Linked DNA regions of Homo sapiens: region 2 is linked to region 1. Evidence: chromatin loops called from intact Hi-C (ENCODE). Cell type or tissue: PC-9. All regions are shown on one strand. Each heading gives the region's core, and the rest is flanking DNA. Links, peaks and the distances in the headings are about the cores only.

Region 1 (11,946 bases), core at 2,360-10,359:
ACCTGTGTCCCCCTGGGGCCTCTGTTCAAAGCTTCTTTTTTTTTTTTTTTTTTTTTTTGAGATGGAGTCCTGCTCTGTCACCCAGGCTGGAGTGCAGTGGTGCGATCTTGTTCAAAGCTTCTTCAGCACAATTTTGGTTTTCCTGGATAAACAGATGCACAGGGGGTTCACCACATATAAGCTCATCAGATAGACCAAGCTACATTGCAGGATCACAGTTTAGGCTTGGCTGAGGTGCCTGACTCCTCTCAGGATAAATTTGACAGCATTAAAAACAGATGAAATAGCCAACCTAAGCTCTCAGGAAAGAAGTCCTCAGGTTTGTAGGTTCATAATTTAATTCAAAATAAAAGTTTTACTGAGTCTAGCTTTGGTCAAAAATATTTGATTGTCTAAAGAAGGTAATTACCTTCTCTTAGTCACCTACCATCTAACATAAGATGTGTTCATGGTAATTAACCTGTATCTCAGTATTTAAGTTACAGAATAGCAAAGGGGAAATGTGACTTGGCTACAGGAGGATTAACATCACCCAAAGATAGATAGAGAGACTTAAAACCTCTTTGCAGAAGAGAATATCATGTTTTAGGCAGTGCAAGGAGAGTTGCATCATGTTAGGCAAAAGCATAATGTTGCTATTGTCTTTATTGGGAAGTTAAACATGGTTAAAAGAAGTGCGTGTGAATGCCAAGTTTACAAGGAATAGACTGTGGTGGCTTTGTACCATGACAACTGAGCTTAACAAAACCTGTGTTTTCAAGAATTCCCTTCCCTGTGTAGTTCTAGGTTATGGTTGGCGACAAGACATATTTTCCATCAGACTTGGAAGGTGGGCATGGAGCAGTGGCCATATTTCCTATGCCCTGAATGTAGCAGCAGGGCAGCAGGTGCTGTGGCAGCTGGCAAACGTTGTCACTGATGTGGTGTGTGTGCCCAGACCCACAGCTCCTCCAGCTCCTGCCAGATCTCCTCCATCTGTTTCTCTGAGTCCTGGGCCAGGTGATAGTGCAGCTCCATGGCGAAGGGCTCCAGCTTCTCCAGCAGGTCATGCAGAATTGAGGCTGGAGTGGATGGGAGAGGGATACCTGGTTCCAGTTGGTCTGTCTTCGTGGTTTCTAATTATCTTCGTGGGTTCCATTTCGTCTTTGTGGTGTCGTGTTTGTCCTTCTTCTTATCCACACCCAGCTCCCATTCCAACTGTCTCTCTATCTGACCCATAGGACTTCAGGTCAACAGTAGACACCACAGGGGCAATGATGGGCATAGATCGCCTCCCCCCAGCTCCCTCATGGCAAAACTAGGACTCTGCCATCCATTATTCTATATCACTTACACTGGTTCTGCATCTTTGATCAAACCCTGAATGATACAGAATTATGTAGTGATTACTTCTCAGAGGCACTATAACCAACTGAATTTTGTATTTGTTGATTGAACAGAAGATCAAGTTTTAACTGCATATTGATTGAAGGGGTGAATGATGAGTAAGAAATTAAAATACCCTTTGGGGGTGCACAGAAATATATATTCTCTGCCCTGGAAAACAAATCCTAGGTGACTTTGACCTTCAATTCTTACACTCAAATATCCTGCCTATTCTTCAAATAGGAAGCATCTTTGTAAATGTCTAAGCATTTATTTATTCAACCAACTATGCATTGTTTACCTCTCTGTCCTATGCATTACCCCACAACTGGACTCCAACACACTGAGGATGGTTCAAGAAAATTGCTGAGGCATTTTCCTTCCTCCCTCCAGAGCCTTGATCCCAATCTCCTTTCACTTTTATTTTATTTCCCAAACTCCAGACTCTAAGTTCTGAAGACCTGACTCAAATCCCTGCCTTTGGGCCCCCTGGATTTCACATCTACCCATATACACCCTGGCATTTGATCCTTTGTCCTCCTTGTGGACTCTGGCTTCACTTGATCCTTCAGGCCCTGTCACCTCCCTTGATCTTGGCTGGACCTTGCAGCCCCAGCTCCTACCAAAGTCACCGCCTGCGTTTGACTACCTGGATGGTGCTTCCCAGTGAGAAAGAGAATAGGTGACATCCAGACACCACTCTCTAGAGCCTGCAACCTGGTGGGGGAAGTGAGTTATACACAGAATACAAAATAAGCATCGAAGAAGTCTGGAAAAAAGCATAATCCCTTTAACCCAAACTAAGGTCATCAGGGGAGTCTTCCTGGATTAGGTGACCTTTGGAGGGACTGGTAAAAATGTAACATAACCCTAGCTATATATAACCCCAGCTATATATAACCCCAGGAGATGAGTTGGGAAAGTAGGAGGGGGAAATGCTAGGGATAATGGAGAAAGCCAAAGAATTGGAGCATGAGGCCTTGCACAGACAAAATTCAGTTATATCGTTAAAAGAGTGCAGAGAAAACATTAGGAAATACAGATAAATTTCTATCTCCTGTCCAAAAAGAAGTAGGGAAACTATAACCACCACAAATAAGCCTCCAGTTTATCCATGACTTAAGACTTGTCATTCACAAACCGCTTGCTGGGGTGACAAACATCTGAACAGTGAATGAGAGGATGAAAGGAAAAACTGGATGATCATGAAATGTTAGTAAGTTGCCCCGAAATTAAGAGCATACCATTTCCACAAGGCTGGGAGAGAAGTCCCAACTCTGAGGCTTTGGCAGCTCAGGGAAGCAGAACACCTCTCTGGGACTCCACGAATGTTCTTGGCGACTGAGCTGTGAACATTGCCCAAGAATACATTTTTGAAAGTCATAAATAATACAACTTCTCGAGTTAAACACACAGAGAAAAAATGACTGAAGATATGTCTGTTATAGATAAACATGCTGCCACATCTTTTTGACAGCTTATGGCATTGGAGATTCTTCTAATAAAAAATTCAATTTGAAAGGCCACCAGCAAAATCACTGTTCCCTCTAAAAGACAATTCTAACTACATTTCTACAAGACAAGCGTAGGCTTCTTAGGATTCTCTGGACAGGAGGATGGAACAAACCTGAAATATTTGGGGTTGTTTGTTTGTTTTTGAGATGGAGTCTTGCTCTGTCGCCCGGGCTGGAGTGCAGTGGCACGATCTCCGCTCACTGTAACCTCCGCCTCCCAGGTTCAAGCGACTCTCCTGCCTCAGCCTCCCAAGTAGCTGGGATTACAGGCATGTGCCACCATGCCTGGCTAATTTTTGTATTTTTGGTAGAGACAGGGTTTTGCCATGTTGGCCAGGCTGGTCTCAAACTCCTGACCTCAGGTGATCCACCTGCCTCAGCCTCCCAAAGTGCTGGGATTGCAGGCATGAGCCACCATGCCGAGCCCCCAAACCTGAAATATTTTGAAGCTCATCTAATAGATATTAGCTAGCCAATACAATTAGAATATATTCCACATGTCCTCATTATTTAAACAAACTCCAATTGGAAAATTTCTCATTCATGGTAATAAAACAGTTCCTCTTGGATTCATCAGGTTAATTAAGTGACCCCTGAGGTGAACTGTGTCTAGACTTATTGTAGACCCATCCAAATTACTGTGATCTACTGCAGGATAGCCAAATCCTGATGCCATGAAATATAATATTGTACCTCTGAATGGGGCGAAGTAGAAAGCCTCAGAAAAGCGGGGACACAGGAATATTTCTGGGGTATAACCTGTATAAAGGCAGGATCCAAATAGTTCAGTCTCAAGATGGTAGTCAAGGAATACAGCCTGACACAAGAAGGAATTTCAAAGACTCAAATTATTTATTTTGAGATTCTGGGAAACCACAAAGAGAAGGCAAACATAGAGCATACAGCAACACTTATGAATTTCCCTTTCTTCTGCACCCATTTCACTCATATGTGCTGCATTTGTTCTGAGGTGTCCCTCATCACAATTTCCCGAAGGCTTTCTCTAGGCTGAGCTCCGCACTTGCATTTTCCTCTCTTTACTTCCTCTCTTATGTCTATCCTTTGACTATAGTCGTTGATATTGCCTCTCTCCCCGTGATTAAAAAGGGAATAAAAACACGTCCTCTTTGGGAGAGGAAAGAAGGGAGGAAATTTGGCAGACCATTATAGCGTGAGTTTTTGGTTATCTGGGAAAGGGAGGAAGCCAGCAGACATTCCCATCTTTATTCCATTTAGCTCCCTCTCTGCCAGACAGTGATAAGGGAACTTAATTTACACCAAAACCAGGGATAGGGAGCCCAATTCAGAGGCTCAAATGAATATACGGCCACACATTCCTAAAAAAACAAAAATAAAAAAAACAACAACTCACCTTTCAACCATCTTTTGTTGGTTGACGTATGATTTCCTTATCGTAAGAGAGTAAGTATGAGTTATTAAACAGGACATTTTTTGTTATTTTTTGTTAGTTTGTCTTTTTGGGACAGAGTTTCACTCTTGTTGCCCGGGCTGGAGTGCAATGGCGCAATCTTGGCTCACTGCAACCTCCACCTCCCGGCGGAGGGTTCAAGCGATTCTCCTGCCTCAGCCTCCAGAGTAGCTAGGATTACAGGCGCCCAGCACCATGGCGCACTAATTTTTTTTGTATTTTTAGTAGAGACGGGGTTTCACCATGTTGACCAGGCTAGTCTCGAACTCCTGACCTCAGATGATCCACCCGCATTGGCCTCCCAAAGTGCTGGGATTACAGGCGTGAGCCACTGTGCCCAGCAACAGCACATTTTAAAGTTAAGATGAGGCAACATAAAACTTGAATTAATAAATGTGACAAACAAAAATAACAATAAAATAATAAATTATAAATCCCAACATGAATACAATTATATTTCTTAATTTTGACAGTGTGAACAATAGACTTAGTGTTAGATCATTTGCAGCACGGTCAGATAGAAGAATTTTTTCCCTCATGTAAAGACTACACCCTAACTCAGGCATGGGAAAACATCATCTCATATAAGCCTCATAAACCCCAACTAAGCCAGCTCTTAGGGCCACACCAGTGTTCCAACATCTGTAAAGCCAGTTTTCATCTAAGTTTAATTTTAAAAAGCCAAAATGTTGAGTAAAATATTGTTCTTGTACATCCACTCTGGGGTGGGTTTTTAGTGTCCTGACCTAGAATGTAGCTGGGATGGAGCAGGACTGCTTGAGGAAAGAGGGTTGCTGGGCTCACCTTTTCAGTTTGGCAGAAGCATTGAAACTGGTGGGGGAAAGAGGCCTGGTAAGGAACTGGGGTTTGGAGCCCCTTCAAATTACTCAAAGCCAAAAAGGCGCACAGAGAGAGAAGAGCAAGAACCTAACAGCCTGAAGTGGCATTTCTGGCATGTGTTCAGGCAGCTTTTTTCGTCTGTGTTTCCATAAAGACCTCTCTTGCATAAAGCTCATCCAGGCCTCTGTGAACTGGTTGAGCCAGGGCAAGATGCACAGTCTCTGGGACTGTGAGTGTGAGTAAACAAGATTCTCCCCTTACCCCACAAGCCTACCCCTGCCCCAAAACAATTCAGCACAGAGGTATACTTCAAAGGCCCACAGCTCTCCCCAGCAAACAGACAAAGCTCTGCAGCCTTCAGATAGAGACTTCATCCTCAAGCCAGACAAAGACTTCATCCTGGTGGGAAACTGATGAGAAGAAGAAATGGCAATAGTAATGTGTATACACATACGCACACACAGGTTACAGGTACAGGACTCTAAAATTGCAGTGTGAAGTCTCCTGATACAAGCCACATTCTCTGGTCATCTGTTTATCCAAACAGAGTTCTACACTAGGGTCAAGAGAGTCTTTTTAAAAATTATAGGGTACTGTGCTTTGCTAAATGGCATCATGGAATGAAGACAACACTGGTGATGCTACTAATTATGCAGCTTGAGAAAGCTGCTCACCTGTGCAGAGCTTGAGTTTCCTCATATGAAAATTGGAGATGATAAAACCTACCTTGTAGGATTTTTATGAATATTAAATAAAATAACATGTAAAAACAACTGGCCAGAAATGGTAACAAGCAAGAGTAGAATTTGGGAAAAGGGTTTGCTTGATTCTAACAGATGTTCTCCAAAGGTGCAAAATGAGGTTGTTGAGAAAGGTGGTGTGTGGCTGGTTGATGCGAGGCTTTGAGTCCGCCTGCCTGTGAAGTTTGATTTTGAAATCTCAGCCTCTTAGAAGCCTCTGTAAGGGGATGGGTGGTCACAAAGCCACATCTTATAGTGTGGTCTGCAAGGATGCCTATAAAACACTCAAAGCTTATTGAAAATTCCCCTGCAGATCTCCTCGTCTGAATTCCTCCCCACCCCACACCAATGAGCCACTACACATTCAAGGAAAACAAAGAGACAACTCTAAAGCCCTAAGGAGCGGCCCAGCTAGGCCAGTAGTTTTCCCCAGAGGGAAAATGTGCTTCCAGACACACTCAGCTGAAACTGACTAGAAACTGGACTGTGTTGACTGAACAAGTTGAGAAAGATTTGCCTCTGGCTTTAATAAATTACGACATCAGCTTTTGGCATTTAAAATATTCAACTGTTTACCTTAAAAAGTCTCTTGCGGCCGGACACCGTGGCTCATGCCCGTAATCCCAGCACTTTGGGAGCCCGAAGTGAGTGGATCACCTGAGTTCAGGAGTTTGAGACCAGCCAACATAGTGAAACCCCATCTCTACTAAAAATACAAAAATTAGCCAGGTGTGGTGGCGGGCGCCTGTAATCCCAGCTATTTGGGAAGCTGAGACAGGAGAATCACTTAAACCCGGGAGACAGAGGTTGCGGTGAGCCGAGATTGCGCCGCTGCACTCCAGCCTGGCTGACAAGAGCGAAACTCCAAAAAAAAAAAAAAAAAGTCTCTTGACATTAATTTCTTTTCTGGTTTGAATAAAATAGCCTTTTTCCAGGTTGTATTAATTTGCAATAAAAGTGTTCTGACCCTGTATTTTTCTTGTCTGTAAAATGGACTGAGACGCTATTAAGGTTCCTTTGGGCTCCGAGAACTATAGGACTTGGGGACAAACAAACCAGGTGGCTGATTCTACTGACGGCTTCACTGTCACCTGTGGTTTCTGCTCCTTCAAAGGAGTGAGGATTAGCTGCTATTTAGACACAGGAATGCAGGTCTTTGATTATTTGGGTGTCTGTTTTCACAGGCGTTGGACCTGACCCTGCAGCCTGGGAACCCTGACCGGACCTCTCCTCTGATTTGAAAGTACGCAGGCCTGGCTGACACCAGACACCACAGAGGTGTGGCCCCCACCAGACACAGCTACCATTAAACCCCATCTTGTTGCTCACTGGGTGTGTGGCCTTGGTTAACCACAAACCCGCCTAGATGCCTCACTGGCAGGCCAGCTGAAAGCCATCATTTCTTATCCAGCCCCTTAGGGACAGGATTAGAAGAGTTACCTAAAATGTAAGATGTTGCATTCCTAAAGCCCTGGCTGTAACCCAGGGGGACTCCAGGCAAGACGGCTGATCCCAGCGACTTCACTCCTAAATGAAACCAAAGTCACCTAGTATCCTTGAGTGGCATGACATGGAGAATGGCAAGTGAAACCAGAGCCTTCTTGGCAGTTAACTGAGGTGCTCTGAGAAGGTGGCAAAGGAAGAAAGCCTTGGCTTTATTTAAAGGGGCAATTAAAGTTCAGGAAGGAAAGGAAGTGTTGTTATTCTTAATTTTTCACACTCTCCCTGACCCCAACCACCATTCCACAAATAGCCCAGGATTTCATTTGCTGCCAGCAGAAGTATATAGATATCTCTGGAAAGCTATGAATGATTTACAAGCTGGGTCAATAATTAAGTTATCCGGGGATGTGTAGACATAACCAGTCTTAACTCTTTAAATCTCAGAAGACTTGCTCCCCAGCCTGGCAAGAGAATAATGGTTAGAAACCAAACAAAATCTCCATACAGATTTGAAATGCTTTGAGCTAGTAAAATGTTTCAATCCATTATTTGGGAAAGGCTGATGAGCAGATTGTGTTTCTCATCTTGGTCTGTGATTATTTCTAGGACAAAAGAAACATATTAAGTTGGTACAGAAGTAATTGCCATCTTTGCCATTGCTCTTAATGCAAAAACCACATTTACTTTTGCACCAACCTAATAGTTTGTGGATTCAAGTACCCAAACTCTCAGCTTCGATTCCAGCTCACTCCGGAAGGCCAGGTGATTTTGAGAGGGGCCACTCCCTGGAACTGGCCGTCCTCCCTCAAAGACCTCCTCGTGAAGATTTTAATCAATGATGGATCCAGATCCTTCCAAAGGGAAAAAGCATCATTCACGTGGGGGAGGGGAGTTTGTTTGAGAGCAGCCCCTTTGTTGGCTGATCTGTGGGAGGAACAGCCCAGTGGTCTATGCTAGTTAAGGGGTCAAAGCTAAAACTCCTGAAAGAGTTAGCAAGATGAGACTGCATATGTGCAAACTGGAGAAATTCTGAGAAGAAAGTCGCCCAGGGCTTAAGAAGGGCTTTCATGTGGGGCAGGGCTGGACCTGAGCCTGGAAGGACTGGCGGGTGAGGAGCAGGACACCTCAGAGACAGGCATCATTCCGGGCACAAACCTGTGCTGAGTCCTACCTTCCATGTCCAGACATGTACCTGTGCTGCAGGTACATGAGCCAGAGAGGATTGAGCCTCTTATGGGCCGAATTATGTCTCCTCAAAATTCATATGTTGAAGCCCAAATCACCCAGTACCTCAGAATGTGACTGCATTTGGAGATAAGGCCTTTAAAGAGGCAGTGAAATTAAAATGAGGCCTTTAGTGTCGGCCCTAACCCAATCTAACTGGTGTGATCATAAGAGGAGATTTGGAGACACAAAGAGACACCAGAGAAAAGGCCACCTGCAAGCCAAAGAGAGAGACCTCAGGAGAAGCCAAACGTGCTTCTTGAGCCTTTGATCTGAGACTACCCACCTCCAGAACTGCAAGAAAATTAATTTCTACTGTTAAAGCCCCCTGGTCTGTGGAATTTGTCATGGTGGCCTTAAGCAGATTCATACAGCGTCCTTGCCCTCCGAGGGCTCCAGTGTGTTGAGGAGGCCAGACAATAAACAAAATCCTATGAAACCCATACATTCATGACAGCTGTGCAGGGCACTAGGAAGGACAAGGAAAAGGTGCTTTGAGAGTATCTGAAGAACAAAACCGGGGTGAGGAAACACCCCTGGGCCTGGAATTCCCGCCTCAAGGAGAGGAGAGCAGGGAAGGCAGGCTGACCCAAGCCACCACTGAAGAGATGGGAAGTGAATGACAATGGGAACACCAGATTGCAGAGCGCCTGGAAACAAGCAGGAGTATTCTTGCTGGATCTCCAAGGCAATGTGAAGCTATTTTAGATTTCCAAGTGGAGGAACGGCCCAAGGAGAGCAATGCTTTAGGGAGCTCTTTCTTACAAGCATGTGCAGAAGGAGCGCAGGCCTCAAGGCACAGGAAGAGGGGGTGCGGGTGAGAGGGCTGGATCGAGATGCCAGCAAGCGGGCAAAGCGGGGGAGGAGCTGCATGCAAAAAGCATTTTGAAGAAGAAAATGACAGGTCTTGGTGATTGATGGGAAACTCTTTTAAAATTGTCTTGTCCCTGAAGCAGCCCTTCAAGGCTGTGGCTGACGTATAGGAAGGCCCCTGGTAGACCCCTCTCCAGAGTGAGGTGGTTGCCATGGCACCCAGATGCGAGCAAGGGGGATAAAGACCAAATGGCACATTCATTTCATACCCTTCCTTTACCATCCCTTTGTGGGATACCAGTGAGACCCACAAAGCTTCCCGAATCTGCACGATGAATATCATCAGAAGGCATTTGATTACAGCTCTGAGACTCAGTAAGAAAGTAACACCTGGGTAACGTCCATAAAGCAATCTTGCAGATTTCTCTGTGAGGGGCTTCTAACTTCTGGCTGCCTTTCAGCTATTCACAGCTGGGGGGAAGTGGAGGGGACAAGGGGACGTGGGTAAAAGAACTTCTCATACTAGCCTGTGAAGGGATGTTAATGTCTGACTGACAGGAGTAGGACAGTGGTTGCTTGATCCAGCCCTCCTGCCTTCTGCTGGGAAGGAAACAAAAATATGGAAAACCCGGGGGGCTAAAGTTCCAGAGCGCCTGCTGTCAGCTGAAGCCCATGGCCTCACAGAAGCAACCAGATAGAGGAAGCTGTGAATAGATCCTGCCCCGTCAGGTGCTGGATGAAGCTTGTTTCCAGTGTGAAGGAAAGGGGACCTGGTCAGGAAACCATGGTTTCATGAGCCAGACTTTACAACTGCAGGCAGCTGCCAAGGCCAGAGCTCACGGTGAGTGGCAGACAGAAGAATACCAGCCCTTCATCTCATAGTGCTCCGCCAGGCTCATTTTCCATCCATCAGCAGCCGAGGGTTAACGTGGAGATCAGATTAGAGGCACTGCTCTCTAAGAGACCTACATTTGAAGCACTAGGCAAAAACTGATATAAGCACATGTGGAAATAAAACACAGGGTAAAAGAGTCCAGCAAAAAATCCTGGCATGGCAGCTGACTCTGACTGCACAGGACACAGTACACTGACACTCTCTGAGGAGAAGAGTATCTTTAAAGAGTAGACTATTTAAGTAAATTATTTGTGCATGGCTGGTAGAATTCATTATTGTATTATTATTTTTTTTTTAAGACAGGGTCTTGCTCTATTGCCCAGGCTGGAGTGCAGTGGTGCAATCACGGCTCACTGCAGCCTTGACTTCCCAGGCTCAAGCAATCCTCTCACCTCAGCCTCCCGAGTAACTGGGACAAGTGTGTACCACCACACCCTCCTAATTTTTGGTATTTTTTGTAGAGACAGGGTTTCATCATGTTGCCCACTCGAGCCCATCTCAAACTCCTGGGCTCAAGTGATCCACCCACCTTAGCCTCCCAAAGTGCTGGGATTATAGACATAAGCCACCACACCTGGCGCCATTATATTATTATTTTTTTAAAGTCTCTTTTAGAACTGTAAGACTTCAAGATGCTCCATTTGCTCTGGATTGAAAAGCTGATAAATGTTATTTTGTAATCAAAATGTGGTCTGAGGACCAGCTGCATTGGCACCTCCCAGGAGCCTGATACAATTTCAGAATCTCAGACCCAAATCCAGACCTGCTGAATCAGAATCTGCACTTTAACGAGATCCCTGGAAGCTCTGCACAAACATTAAAGTCTAAAAAGCACTGCCTTGGAGCAGGTTAGGCAAAAAGAAGAGCTGAGAAGGGTTGGGTAGCTAAGATCTGGCTTAGCAATACTATAGCCAGATCAGTGCCCACTTCTACTCACTAGGCAATGGCCCCTGTGGCCACAGTGAGAGGGTTTAGATAGTAATGCAGGGTGCAGAGGAAGAGGGCCAGGCTTCTGCTGCATGACCGAAAGAACCCAGGTGCCCCTCCCACTTAGGTGCTCTTATACATTCTCAGCCTTTATCTTTACAAGCCCAAGGCCCATATGAGTCTAGATTATGCAAAATAAGTCTAAGCAATGTAAAAAAAAAAAATGATTTTTTTTTTCCAATTAGCAAAGGGTAATGAGCACTTTCCAGAAATTGTGCTTGGTAGGATATGTCACATAAGTAAATTTTCTTTTGTTTATTTTTCCAAAAAGGCTGCACCAGAACTATCCAAGATAATTACTTTGCCTTCAGTCTGGTTGAGCAGCAGCTGTTTATGGTACCTATGACTTCCTCTGTAAGATCAGTGAGATGTAATACAACAACAAAGGGATTTTGAGTAGACAAACCTGTGCTTGAATCCTGGTTTGGATTATTTCCTGAAATTCAGATAGTAAACTCTAAAATGCTGAATGAATTTACAATTAATTATTCATTATTGAGTGGAAATATAGCAGCATGGCTTAGCCTGGCTTGACTAATAGCACCATTATTATGTCAAGGAGACTAAAGCTTTGAGAGATATAGCTCAATGTCATACAACTAGAAAGTGGCAGAGCCCAGACTGGTAGGTGCCAGGTCTATTGGCCTCAAGAGCCCAGAAGACAGTTAAACCTGATACCATTGCTTCCATGGGCCC
Region 2 (11,946 bases), core at 2,660-10,659, 110 kb after region 1:
CCGAAGCAACTGGACTCCAACACAGTGTCTGGCAGCAGTAGGCAAGGTGGAAAGGAAAGCCAGGGGGAACCTCAGGGGTCTCTTCATCTTTTCTGGGGAGAAATGTTTACCTCTGCACTCTCAAGGTAAGAACAAGCAATGTTTACCCCTTTCACCGTGAATCAGGAACAAATGTACCTAATGCTGCAGTTACAGGGCCTCACCAGGAGCCGAAACCCAGCCCTGAAAATGAGCACGGTGAGAACTGTGAGAAAGAGGGATCAATAAGCTCTGTGGCTGGGTGGTCTGTGAGGGGGGCGCTGCACACATAAGAAAATTGAGCTTTTCTCAGCTTTGAACTTAAAATACCTGAAGGGAACGACGATAGAACACAGGATACATTTCACTGAGTGGCCCTACAAACAGCGCAGTTAATTCTGCTTGCTTGTGTTTTGTGTGCTGTGTGTGTGTGTGTGTGTGTGTGTGTGTGTGTGTGTGTGTGTGTTTTATGTATGAAAGTATAAGCCAGGTGTGTTGGCTCACATCTGTAATCCAAGCACTTTGGGAGGTTGAGGTGGGAGGATCACTTGAGCCCAGGAGTTTGAGACCAGCCTGAGCAACACATAAGGAGACCCCATCTCTACAATAAATAAATAAATAAAATTAGCCAGGTATGGTGGTGCACGCCTGTGGTCCCAGCTACTCAGGAGGCTGAGGTGGGAGGATTGCTTGAACCCGGGAGGCAGAGGCTGCAGTGGGCTGTGATCGTGCCACTGCACTCCAGCCTTGGTGACAGAGCAAGACCCTGTCTCCATAAAAAAAAGTATGAGTGTGCATATATAATACATATATATTATATATTTGTAGAAGAAAATTGCTATTTTTCAAGATAATCAAATGTTGTGAATTGAATTATGGCCACCCCCGCCCCACACACCAAAAACATTTATGTGTTGAACTTCTAACCCTGTGTTCCTCAGAATGTGACCTGATTTAGAGATGGTATCCTTACAAAGGTAAGAAGTTAAAACAAGGTCATCAGAGCAGGCCCAAATCCAATATGACCAATTTCCTTATAAAAAGATGATATTTAGACTCTGGCATACATAGAGGAAAGATGACGTGAGGAGACACAGGGAGAAGGTGGCCATGCACACACTAAGGACAGAGGCCTGGAACAGATCCTTCCCTCACAGCCCACAGAAGGAACAAGCCCTGCCAACACCTTGATCTCAGGCTTCTACCTCCAGAACACTGAGACAACACATTTCTGTTATGGAAGCCACCCAGTCACAGCACTTTGTTATGACAGCCCTAGGAAACTGATAGATCAAGAAAAGTACATTCCACTGTGTAGTTAATACTCTAATCCCGCCTCAGCTTACTTCATAGCTATTTCAAAACTCACTTTGACCTGATCTTTCAGGTTATGTAGCAATGGGCCATGGTGGGCACTGCCAAAGCCCCAAATACTGATTTCAGTGTTCAGCATGTTACAAAAGGCTGTCATTCACCAGGAGAGCTTCTTCGCATTACCTATGGCTGCCTTCACTCATCCTCCATTTCCCTTTCAACCAGGACTTTCACTCAAAACTTGGAAAAACTTATCAATGCCTCCAACATCCCCCACCCCCTACCCCATCCCTCCTCCCCAAGTCTCCCTTGAAGAATATGCTTGACGAGTGATTCCTTTTGGCAAAACCAGATTACTCTTTTTCTCAATTCTCCCTGAACCATAAATTCATGCCTTTAGGGGTGGGCCTTCCACAGCCCATTCCACAGCAGATTTATTGCCCACTCCAGCTTCCTTTTGCACTACTTAATCTGCTGTATTTTAATTGGGTAATAAAACTCTGTGTGCCACCCAGAAAAATTCCAGAGCAAGCAATCATCAGGGACGTCTCTCAGCAGCCAATTTCTAATTATTTATTCAAGCCCAAAGCCTAATTCCACCCCTGAGTGTGGTGGTTCTGAGCTGCTGCACTCCCTGTGTAGAGCCAGAGCCAGAGCGTGGTGGGGGTGAGTGGCCAACACTGGAGCGCATCCCTGGACAGGAGACTCTCTGAGGCAGGAAGGTGTGAATGTATGGGAGGAGCTCTTCTCTGTGATTAGGCAAATAGGAGGAGTGCCTTGGGGCTTTCCCTTGTCAGGCCCCATGTTACTCAGAAATGAGACTGCCACAATTAATAAGGGAGTGTCCTCCACTAGGTCATGCTTTAGAAAAAAAAGAGACTAGCCAGCTACCAGCTACCAGGACAACTGGATAGGCATCTGTTCCATTTCATTCCATTCATTTAGATGGAATTTACACAAGATAAATTTACGCAGGATAAATACCATCTAAATAAAAACATTATTAAAAAATTAGTATATTAAAATGTTAGGATAGGATGGGCACAATGGCTCACGCCTGTAATCCCAGTCCTTTGGGAGGCCGAGGCAGGAGGATCACTTGAAGCCAAGAGATCAAGACCAGCCTGGGCAATATGGCGAGACCCCATCTCTACAAAAAAAAAATTATTTTTAATTAACACCTACGGTCCCAGGAACTCTTGAGACTTAGGCAGGAGGACCACTTGAACTCAGGAGGTCAAGGCTGCAGTGAGCCATGATCACAACACTGCACTCCAGCCTAGGTGACAGGGCAAGACCCTGTCTCAAAAAAAAAAAAAAGATTAGGTCTTTCTAACTACAAAATCCAAAAATCTTTCTAACTACAGCACAAAACCCTAAAATCTTAAAAGAAAAGATTAACAAATTTAACTATATAAAAAAATTAGAAATTCTAGGCCAGGCATAGTGGCTCATGCCTGTAATCCCAGCACTTTGGGAGGCCAAGACAGGCGGATCACTTGAGGTCAGGAATTCAAGACCAGCCTGCCCAACATGGTGAAATCCCCTTTCTACTAAAAATATAAAAATTAGTCAGGCGTGGCGGCGTGCACCTGTAATCCCAGCTACTCGGGAGGCTAAGGCAAGAGAATTGCTTGAACCTGGGAGGCAGAGGTTGCAGTGAGCCAAGATAGCGCCACTGCACTCCAGCTTAGGCGACAGAGTGAGACTCTGTCTCCAAAAATAAAAAATAAATAAATAAATAAAAATAAAAATTTAAAAATTCTAAAACATGCATTCTCCCCCCCCAAAAAATTATGAACAAAGTAAGAAGATAAATGACAGATTGGCAAAAATCAAATCAATAAGAAATATTAACAACCCAATAGAAAAATGTACAGACATTTAAAAAGGGGTTTATTAAAGAGAAACAATGACTAGCTCTTTAAAAATTTTTAAAAGCCCATTATAAGAAAATGAAAATTAAAATTACAAGGAAATAGCATTTTTCACTTATCTGCAAAAACTCAATCTCATACATTGTTGGTGGGAGTATAAATTGGTTCAATTTCTGTGAGGAGCAATTTAGCACTATCCAAGGTACAAATATATATGTCCTTTGATCCTAGGAATATGTATTCTAGATATGCTCACACATGGGAAATAACACATTGCATAGGGTTATTTATGAGACAGTGTCCAGAATAGCCAGATTGGGAAAACCTTAAATGTCTATCAAAAGGGAACTGATTTGATCAACTGTAGTAAATACTTACAATGAAAGAATCTTTAGCTGCAATAAAAGAATAAACAGAGTCTTAAAGAATCAGTACAAGAAATCATGCATACAAATACCAAAACACATAACATCCACGTGGGTAAGGCAGACAGCCACATATGTAGAAAAAGTGAGGGAGAATTAAATATGTCTTTATGAATTACTTATTCATAAAAAAATCTAAAAGGACAAACAAGAAAGAAAGAATATAGAACTGGATCTAAAATAGTTGTTAACAAAAAAGAAAAAAGAAAGAACAGTAGTTACTTGTTGGGGATAGGAACTAAATGATGATGGATAGGTGGCAGAGAATCTTTTTGTTTTATGGCCTTTTGTACTTTTTGATGTTTGAACTATGTGAATATGTTACTTATTCAAAAAACTAAATTTCTGTGAAGAATTTCATAGATAGGGTGAGAAAGACGGAGAGAACTCAGAGACTGATCATATACGTAGTGTGGTTTCCTGGCAACCAAACCTCACCGAACCTCATTCCCTCCCTCCAGAGCCTATCGTGGTGATGATAGCCACAGGAGGTGGGGGTGGAGAGAGGAGAAGTGGGAAAGTGGGGGTACAGATTTAACCTGACCCCACCATCCGTGTAGTTCTGCTTTTAATACTACTGTCAAATGGAATTATACACACAACATTATTGTCAAAGGAAATTAAACACAAAACACTGTGTTTGTAAGTATGAAAGTTTATGGTTAAATGAATATTTTGCAACTCTGTTTTGTCATTTTCTATGTGTAAAAATATACCAGTAGCCTAAAATAAAGGAAGCAGCCTTTTATTTAATGGCCTCTTTGGATTCCTAAGAAAACCTACCCATGGATCTTTTGTCACATTTCCCTTTGTTCTTAAAACTTCCTCCTGAGTGTTGACTCTAGCCAAATTTCTCCAGAACACAAATATGACATGGGGCACTCACAGAAGCCTCTCCAGGAACTGCACTCCCCTAGGAGGCCCCGTCCCTCTAGTTGCAGCTCAGGGAAGTAAACAAGGCCAGATGCTGCTGCTTGCCCAAGGTATCCGTGCTGCTTCTTAGTGATTCAATATTCAACAGCTATTTGGTGCAGCACTGCTTGGTAGGTATTTTAACACACTGTCAACTGAAGAATCATGAGGTTGATAAATTTGGAAAGGAGAACTTTATTTCTCATAAAGGGTTGCAGTTTGCAAGGTAGCCGTTCTAACAGGCTGGGAAGTGTAGCTTCTGGTCAGAAGCCAGAAACAGCACTTCAAGGGAGGAGTAAAGGGAACAGGAATTTATGCTGAGCAGCGTGACCGAATATACATATTGAATAAACTTTAAGACGAGTCATGAATAGTTACAAAAGGAGAAACACAACCCTGTGTAATTGAACTTTATGCTCTTCATGGATCCAAGGATGGAGTTTTGGGCCTTCTAATGTCAAAAGGCGAAGCAGAGGACATGAAGGTATTCAGTGCACATCATCTGTAGACTGGCCAGGACCACTCCACAGGCAGTGGTCTCTTATCAGGAAGGCAGGCTTATCAGTGTGTCAAAACCACAAAAAGGGAGGGGCAGTGTCAGGGAGTTGTTTGATATCCACAGTGGAGTCTTTCAAAAGGGTTGGTTTCTGTTTAATCTTTAGGGAAGAAAGACTAATGGCAGTTATCAAGGGAGGGGGTATAATGAGGCATGTCTGACCTGTCAGACCTCCCATCCCATCATGGCCAGGAACTCAGGTTTCAAGGTTTCTTTGCAGTCCCCTTGGCCAAGATGGGATTCATTCAGTTACTTGGGGGGGGGTGGGGGTGGGGCTTAGGTTTTATTTTTCTCAGTATTGAGAATTTTACCCATAGGGCTTTCTGAGGCAAAGCTTCCCATTTTGGTTCCATTGTTAAATGAAAGGTAAGAGATAGGAATTTGTCAGCAAAGAAAGGAAATTTGATGTCTTTTAAAAACAAAACATGGCATGAAGAAAGAATAACAAAATCAGAATTCCTCTGGAAATTCACTCCCATTGGCATATATACTGTTTATTTAGGGTGTTGCACAACATAAAGAGGATTTAGCACCTGGCAGGAAAGACTGAGTGTTCCAAAGATGGAGTAAACATAAGATCCTATAAAGAATTGCTAGTGAAAGACTCCATCTGCTTTCTTTGGCTGGAGTGACTGGTCACAAGGCAATTTTGAAGATGATTTTGAGTAGAAGAAGCCATATCCATGCACTGTTTGGTTTGGGGAGGGAGACCCAGGCCAGGGAAGAGGGGTTCAGCAAGTTCCAGGAGGTGAGGGCAGAAGCCCAGGAACTACACCATTCCACCCATGGCTCTGAAAACTTGGTAGAAGAAGCCCTCCATACTAACATGCACGAAGGCCCCAGCTCGCCTGCCCCAGCAATGCCAGCATCACCCTCCCTGCCCACCCGCTCTCTCACCTCGGCACTCTTACCAGGTTCTAGCACTGCTGCCTTGATGACTGCAGAGCTTCCAGCGGCCATCACAACAAAACCACAATCATTTTGCACCTAAGATGTAGAGCCTTGACCTTGGGGAGTCACAGAGATTACATTAAGAGATACAGAATGCAAGGAAATGCCCACTGGGGTTTAATCCTCTTGGGCTGCTCAAGTCCTGAGGTCTTCATAAAAGCAAGTTACTATGAAGATGGGAGGCAGCCACTGTCTGGCCTTGATTGTCCTCATGGGCCTCTGGAGTGGAAGATGAACCTTTAAAGGGGCTAAGTGCACACCATGAGGAAGAGAGTTTTAAGTGTTATACTGTGGGAGGAAAAGGCTGAACAGAAATTCAAAAGGCTCGTCTAAGTGCCATATTGAAAGAAAGTGAGAAAGCATAAGTCAGGGACCAGGAACAAGTAAGGCCTTGGGAACTTTCTGGAATCTTTTTAATTTCCTCATGTTTGCTTCTTCTATTATCTTCCTAGTATACTTTCCAGTAACACAACCTTTTCAAAATGCCTAAAGCAAAAAGGATCTGTGTGTTTGCTTTGGGAACAACAGTTAATCATGGGCTGGGGCAGCCTGAAAGAAGAAGGAAAACCTGAGGAACAGGGTGAGTCAGGAAGCTTTGGACAGGACACATAGTTGTCATAGAAGGAAGGAGAAGCAGCTGGGCCTGTTAGGTGACCCAGAAACTTAGTAATAAGGGAGTGGTTTCTCTGAAGTTTTTATTTTTATGCCCTTCTACAGTTTTGTATATTTCTATATAACCTATTTTTTGTTTATAATCTACTTTATTCCATAAAATATTTAAGTAGTCTATAGGATATAAGAAATATATTCAATAAAATATAAAGTCAAAAAAATGCAAAATGTTTTAAAAGGTTATGACCAGGAGAAAATTAGAACACGTGTTTGCATAAGGCCGTACTCTGTCACTAAACAGAGGCTCAGATTTGTCTCTGAACTTCCAGGCGCCTGAGACAGAACAGAAATCAGATACGTTACCCGAATCTCATTGTTCACTAGAAGACAAACAAACAATTGCTGAGGTAAAGTAAAAGATACTTATAGGACCTCACAGAGTGGTTGAAAAAAAAAAGTGACACCTCCACATTATCATCAAGAGGAAAGTTCACAAAGTTGTCTCTTACATGCTAAGAGGATGACTCAAGATGTAACTCAGAGTTTCTGTGGGAACTCTCCCCTCCTCACCTAACTAGAAAGCGGCAGAGCCAGATTTGGAACACAGGTCCTGTGACCTCAGCTCCTGTTTGCTTTGTACCTCCTTTCACCTAGCTGTTTCCTACTTCTCTTGCAGTCTCAATTTAAACTTCACTTCCTGAAAAAGACCTCTCTGGCCCTGGGCTGGACTAGGCCCCTGTTAGGTTCTCAGCACCCTGGGCCTTCTCTATCTTTCACACATCACATTCTTTGTTCTCATTTGTTTGATGTCTGTCTTTACCAACAGAATGAAAGCTCATGACAGGAGGGACCATCTGGTCATCTTTTTTTTTTTTTTGAGTCTCGCCCTGTCACCAGGCTGGAGTGCAGTAGCACGATCTCAACTCACTGCAACCTCCACCTCCTGGGTTCAAGCGATTCTCCTGCCTCAGCCTCCTGAGTAGCTGGGACTACAGGCATGCGCCACCACACCCAGCTAATTTTTTGTATTTTTAGTAGAGATGGGGTTTCACCATGTTGGCCAGGATGGTCTCGATCTCCTGATCTTGTGATCCGTCCACCTCAGCCTCCCAAAGTGCTAGGATTACAGTCATGAGTCACAGCGCCCGGCCTTTTTTATTTTATTTTATTTTGTTGAGACGGAGCTTCACTCTTGTTGCCCAGGCTGGAATGCAATGGTGCGATCTTGGCTCACTGCAACCTCCACCTCCCGGACTCAAGCGATTCTCCTGCCTCAGCCTCCTGAGTAGCTGGGATTACAAGCACCTGCCACCACATCGGGCTAATTTTTTGTATTTTTAGTAGGGATGTGGTTTCACCACGTTGACCATGGCTGGTCTCAAACTCCTGACCTCAGGTAGTCTGACTGCCTCGGCCTCCCAAAGTGCTGGGATTACAGGTGTGAGCCACTGTGCTTGGCCCATCTGGTCATCTTAATAGATGCTGACGTCCAGGTGCGGTGGCTCACGCCTGTAATTCCAGCACTCTCAGAGGCCAAGGCAGGAGGATCGTTGAACCCAGGAGTCCAAGGCCACCCTGGCAACATAGAGAGACCCTGTCTCTTAAAATATATATGTATTTATGTATTTATATATATATATATATGTATTTATGTATTTATATATATATATATATATATAAAAAGAAAAAATAGATGCTGAAAAAGCATTTACAAAATTCAACACCCATTCATGATGAAATCTCTCAGCAAACTAGGACTAGAAATAAACTTCCTCAACTTGACAAAGAACATCTGAGAAAAACTTATCATTAATATTAATATCATAGTTAATGGTGAAAGACTAAATGTTTTCTCCTGAAGGTCAGCAAGAATGTCCGTTCTAACCACTTCTATTCAACATTGTACCAGAGTTCCTAGCCTGTGAAATAAGGCAAGAAAAAAGAAATAAAAGGCACCCAGATTGAAAAGAAAAAAAATAACACTGCCTTTATCACAGATAACATGATTATCAATGTAGAACGTCTTGAGATTGATTTTTTAAAATCTGTGCCTATTAGTAAATAAAACAAATATGAAAGACAAAAGGTTAATTCATAAAAATTAACTGTATTTCTATAGAACAGTAATGAACAATTTGAAAATGAGTTAAGAAACAATAGAGTAAAATAACCTCAAAAATGTGAAATACTTATGGATACATTTAACAAAATGTATATGCAAGACATATAAACTGAAAACTTCAAAACATTTCCTTGAGAAATTAAGAATGATCTAAACATATGGAGAGACATTCCTTGTTCATGGATTGGAAGACTCAATATTGTGAAGATATCAATTCCTCCCAAATGGATCTATAGATTCAAAATAATCCCAAATAAAATTCCAGAAAATTTTTTGTAGAACTTGACAAGCTAATTTTAAAACTTATATGGAAATACAAACGACATAGAATAGGCAAACAATTTTGAAAAAGAATAGTCAGAGGACTTATACACGACCTGATTTCAAGATTTATTATAGGCCAGGAACAGTGGCTCATGCCTGTAATCCCAGCATTTTGGAAGGTCAAGGCAGGAAGATCACTTGAGCTCAGGAGTTTGAGTCCAGCCTGGGCAAGAGAGTGAGACCCTGTCTCAAATAAAGAGAAAGAAATAGAACCACAGATAATGCATGTGGTTAACTGACTTTCAACAAAGATGCCAGTTTAATTCAATGGAGAAAGAATAATCTTGTCAATAAGTGGTATTAGAATAATTGGATGATTCTTTGGGAAAAAAGAAACCTGGACTTTCACCTCAAACCATATAAAAAAAAATAACTAAAATAGATCATAGACCAAAATGTAAAAGCTACAACTATAAAACAACTGGAAGAAAACAGAGGATAAAGTCTGTGTTCTGGCTGGGCGTGGTGGCTCATGCCTATAATCTCAGCACTTTGGGAGGCTGAGGCGGGTGGATCACGAGGTCAGGAGATCGAGACCATCCTGGCTAACACGGTGAAACCCTGTCTCTACTAAAAATACAAAAAAAAAAAAAAAATTAACTGAGCGTGATGGCGGGCGCCTTAGTCCCAGCTACTTGGGAGGCTGAGGCAGGAGAATGGCGTGAACCCAGGAGGCGGAGCTTGCAGTGAGCCAAGATTGCACCACTGTACTCCAGCCTGGGCGACAGAGTGAGACTCCATCTCAAAAAAAAAAAAATTTGTGTTCTTGGTGACACAAAAGTACTCAGTGTGTACTCAGCGGATGGCATTATCTGAGCCAGTGGGGAGAACACTCAGTCTTCTCTGAGTCCCTTTCATTTTTCTTCTACTTGTAAAATAGAATCTGACAGTTCTTCCTCATACTTGCCTCCTTCTCTTTCCTTTTCCACACTCTCTCTCGGAGTGAAAAACAAATGGTAACACAAAAGAAAAGGGCAGGGAGAACAATTGTCCTGAGGCAGGAGGTAAATGTCCAGTTCTTTTCCTCCTGCCTCACTCTTTGATACTAATTTCATAAAGGAGTATTTGGGAGTGTGGGTGGGAAATGAAGGTCCTGTGTGATCATTAGGGCATGTACTAAGTTCTTAAAATGATACTAAATTCAACATTTGCATAATATGACTGTGATGGTTACTTTTATATATCATCTTTCTGGCCACTGGATTCCCAGATGTTTGGTTAAACATTATTCTGGGTGTCTGTGAGGGTGTTTCTGGATGGCATCCACATTTGAATTAGTAAAATGAATAAAACGAATTGCCCTTATCAACATGGGTGGGCCTCATCCAACCTGTTGAAAGCCTAAATAGAACAAAAGGCACAGTAAGGGAGAGTTCATTCTCTCTACCTGATGATCTTTAAGCTGGGACATTGATCCTCTTTTGCCTTCAGACTTGCACTCAGACTGGAACTTACAACATCTGCTCTCTTAGTTCTCAGGCCTTCGGACCCAGGCTAGAACTATACCATTGTTTCTGCTGGGCCTCCACCTTGTGACCACAGATCTTCGGGATTTCTTAGCCTCCATAATCACCTGAGCCAGTTCCTTAATTCTTTATAATAAATATCTTTTTATACAATACATATATATGATATGTATAAATAGAATATATATAATATGTGATATGTATATATGGAATATATATTATAGGTATATTATATATAATATATGTATATAATAGATAATATATTATATATGACTATATAATATATGCATATAATGTGTTATATATGAATATATTATATGTGATATATGAATATATTATATATTATATATGAATATACATTATATAGACAGAATATAGAATATACCATATATTCTATATATGCATATATTCTATATATACATATGGAAAACTAGAGTTGGAAAACTCTAATACAAGGACTCAAATGTATACAAATCAAATCAACTCCAAACAGGACTAAGTGTAAGCATATTTTGTTCCAGGCTTTGTAATTCTCCATACAGAGCTGTGGGACTTGGTTCTGCTTTGATCTCTTACCCCTAATCTTTAGCAAAATGTTGAACGAGAAACTGGAGGTGTCTGAATGAGCTGCACATTCATCCCCATCTCCCTCATCTGTCATAAATCCATTCCATCAACTCCCCACAGCATAAAATCCTCATAACAGTTAATCCTCTTCAGCCCAAAGAGAACCTCATGAGCCATATGTAAAATACAGTCTCATTTTGTTTTTCTTCTCCCTGTTTAATTATTCACTTCATTTAGTTTTATTTTTCTCTTTCTCATTGGGCAAAGACAACTTTGTATTTGGGTAAATTAGTCTGAGGTCTAATGATAAAGGAAAAACATTTCTCTTTGACATTTATTACTATGATGAAAATTCCCAAATGTGCCCCAACCCATTAATATTTATTTCTTATTACAAATAAGCTCAGATCTTTTCTCTCATTAAGCACCTAAGATAATCCCATTTTCCTGCCAAAATAATTCCTGTTGGTTTTCTGTTTAAGCCATTGCGGAGAGAAGCAGCTGCCAGTGTCAAAAGGAAACAGGTGGCCTTGGGAACATGCTTGCTCAGAGGAGTCGGTGTGTGTGTTTCCAAGGAAACTCTATTGCATTACACTTGGCTGCTGCATGTTGTACATTTTCACATGTTTTATGTTTTTGTTTTTGTTTTTCCCCAGAATGTCCTTTCCTACCATTCCAGACTCCATCACAGCTGACTCCAGTCCATGGCATCGTTCTTCCAACCTGGAAGTGCCTCCTGAGGTTTTTCCTAATGGATCACTTTTCCTAATGGGAACCACTAATCGCTTTCCTTTCCAGCACT

Evidence for each region. Hi-C counts contacts between places; a loop is a spot of excess contacts. Peaks named below come from ENCODE experiments on the same cell type or tissue, not always from the same donor. Only the 100,000 strongest peaks of a DNase experiment are listed, where the experiment ranks them.
Region 2: a loop joins it to region 1, with 10 times the contacts of the local background. A loop is called at or near these places in 4 of 110 quality-filtered maps.

Annotation. Positions count from the first base shown.
Region 1 is chr6:106,792,085-106,804,030 of GRCh38, forward strand. No RefSeq gene overlaps it. Among named protein-coding and RNA genes, the nearest start is that of LINC02532, 11 kb to the left of the region's middle. RefSeq lists an enhancer at 6,950-7,244. In PC-9, for the core only: no CTCF peak of the experiment used is centred there; DNase peaks (open chromatin) are centred at 6,377 and 7,207; H3K4me3 peaks cover 1,359 bases; H3K27ac peaks cover 3,534 bases.
Region 2 is chr6:106,906,649-106,918,594 of GRCh38, forward strand. No RefSeq gene overlaps it. Among named protein-coding and RNA genes, the nearest start is that of CD24, 62 kb to the right of the region's middle. RefSeq lists an enhancer at 7,117-7,186. In PC-9, for the core only: no CTCF peak of the experiment used is centred there; DNase peaks (open chromatin) are centred at 6,583 and 7,203; H3K4me3 peaks cover 420 bases; H3K27ac peaks cover 3,249 bases.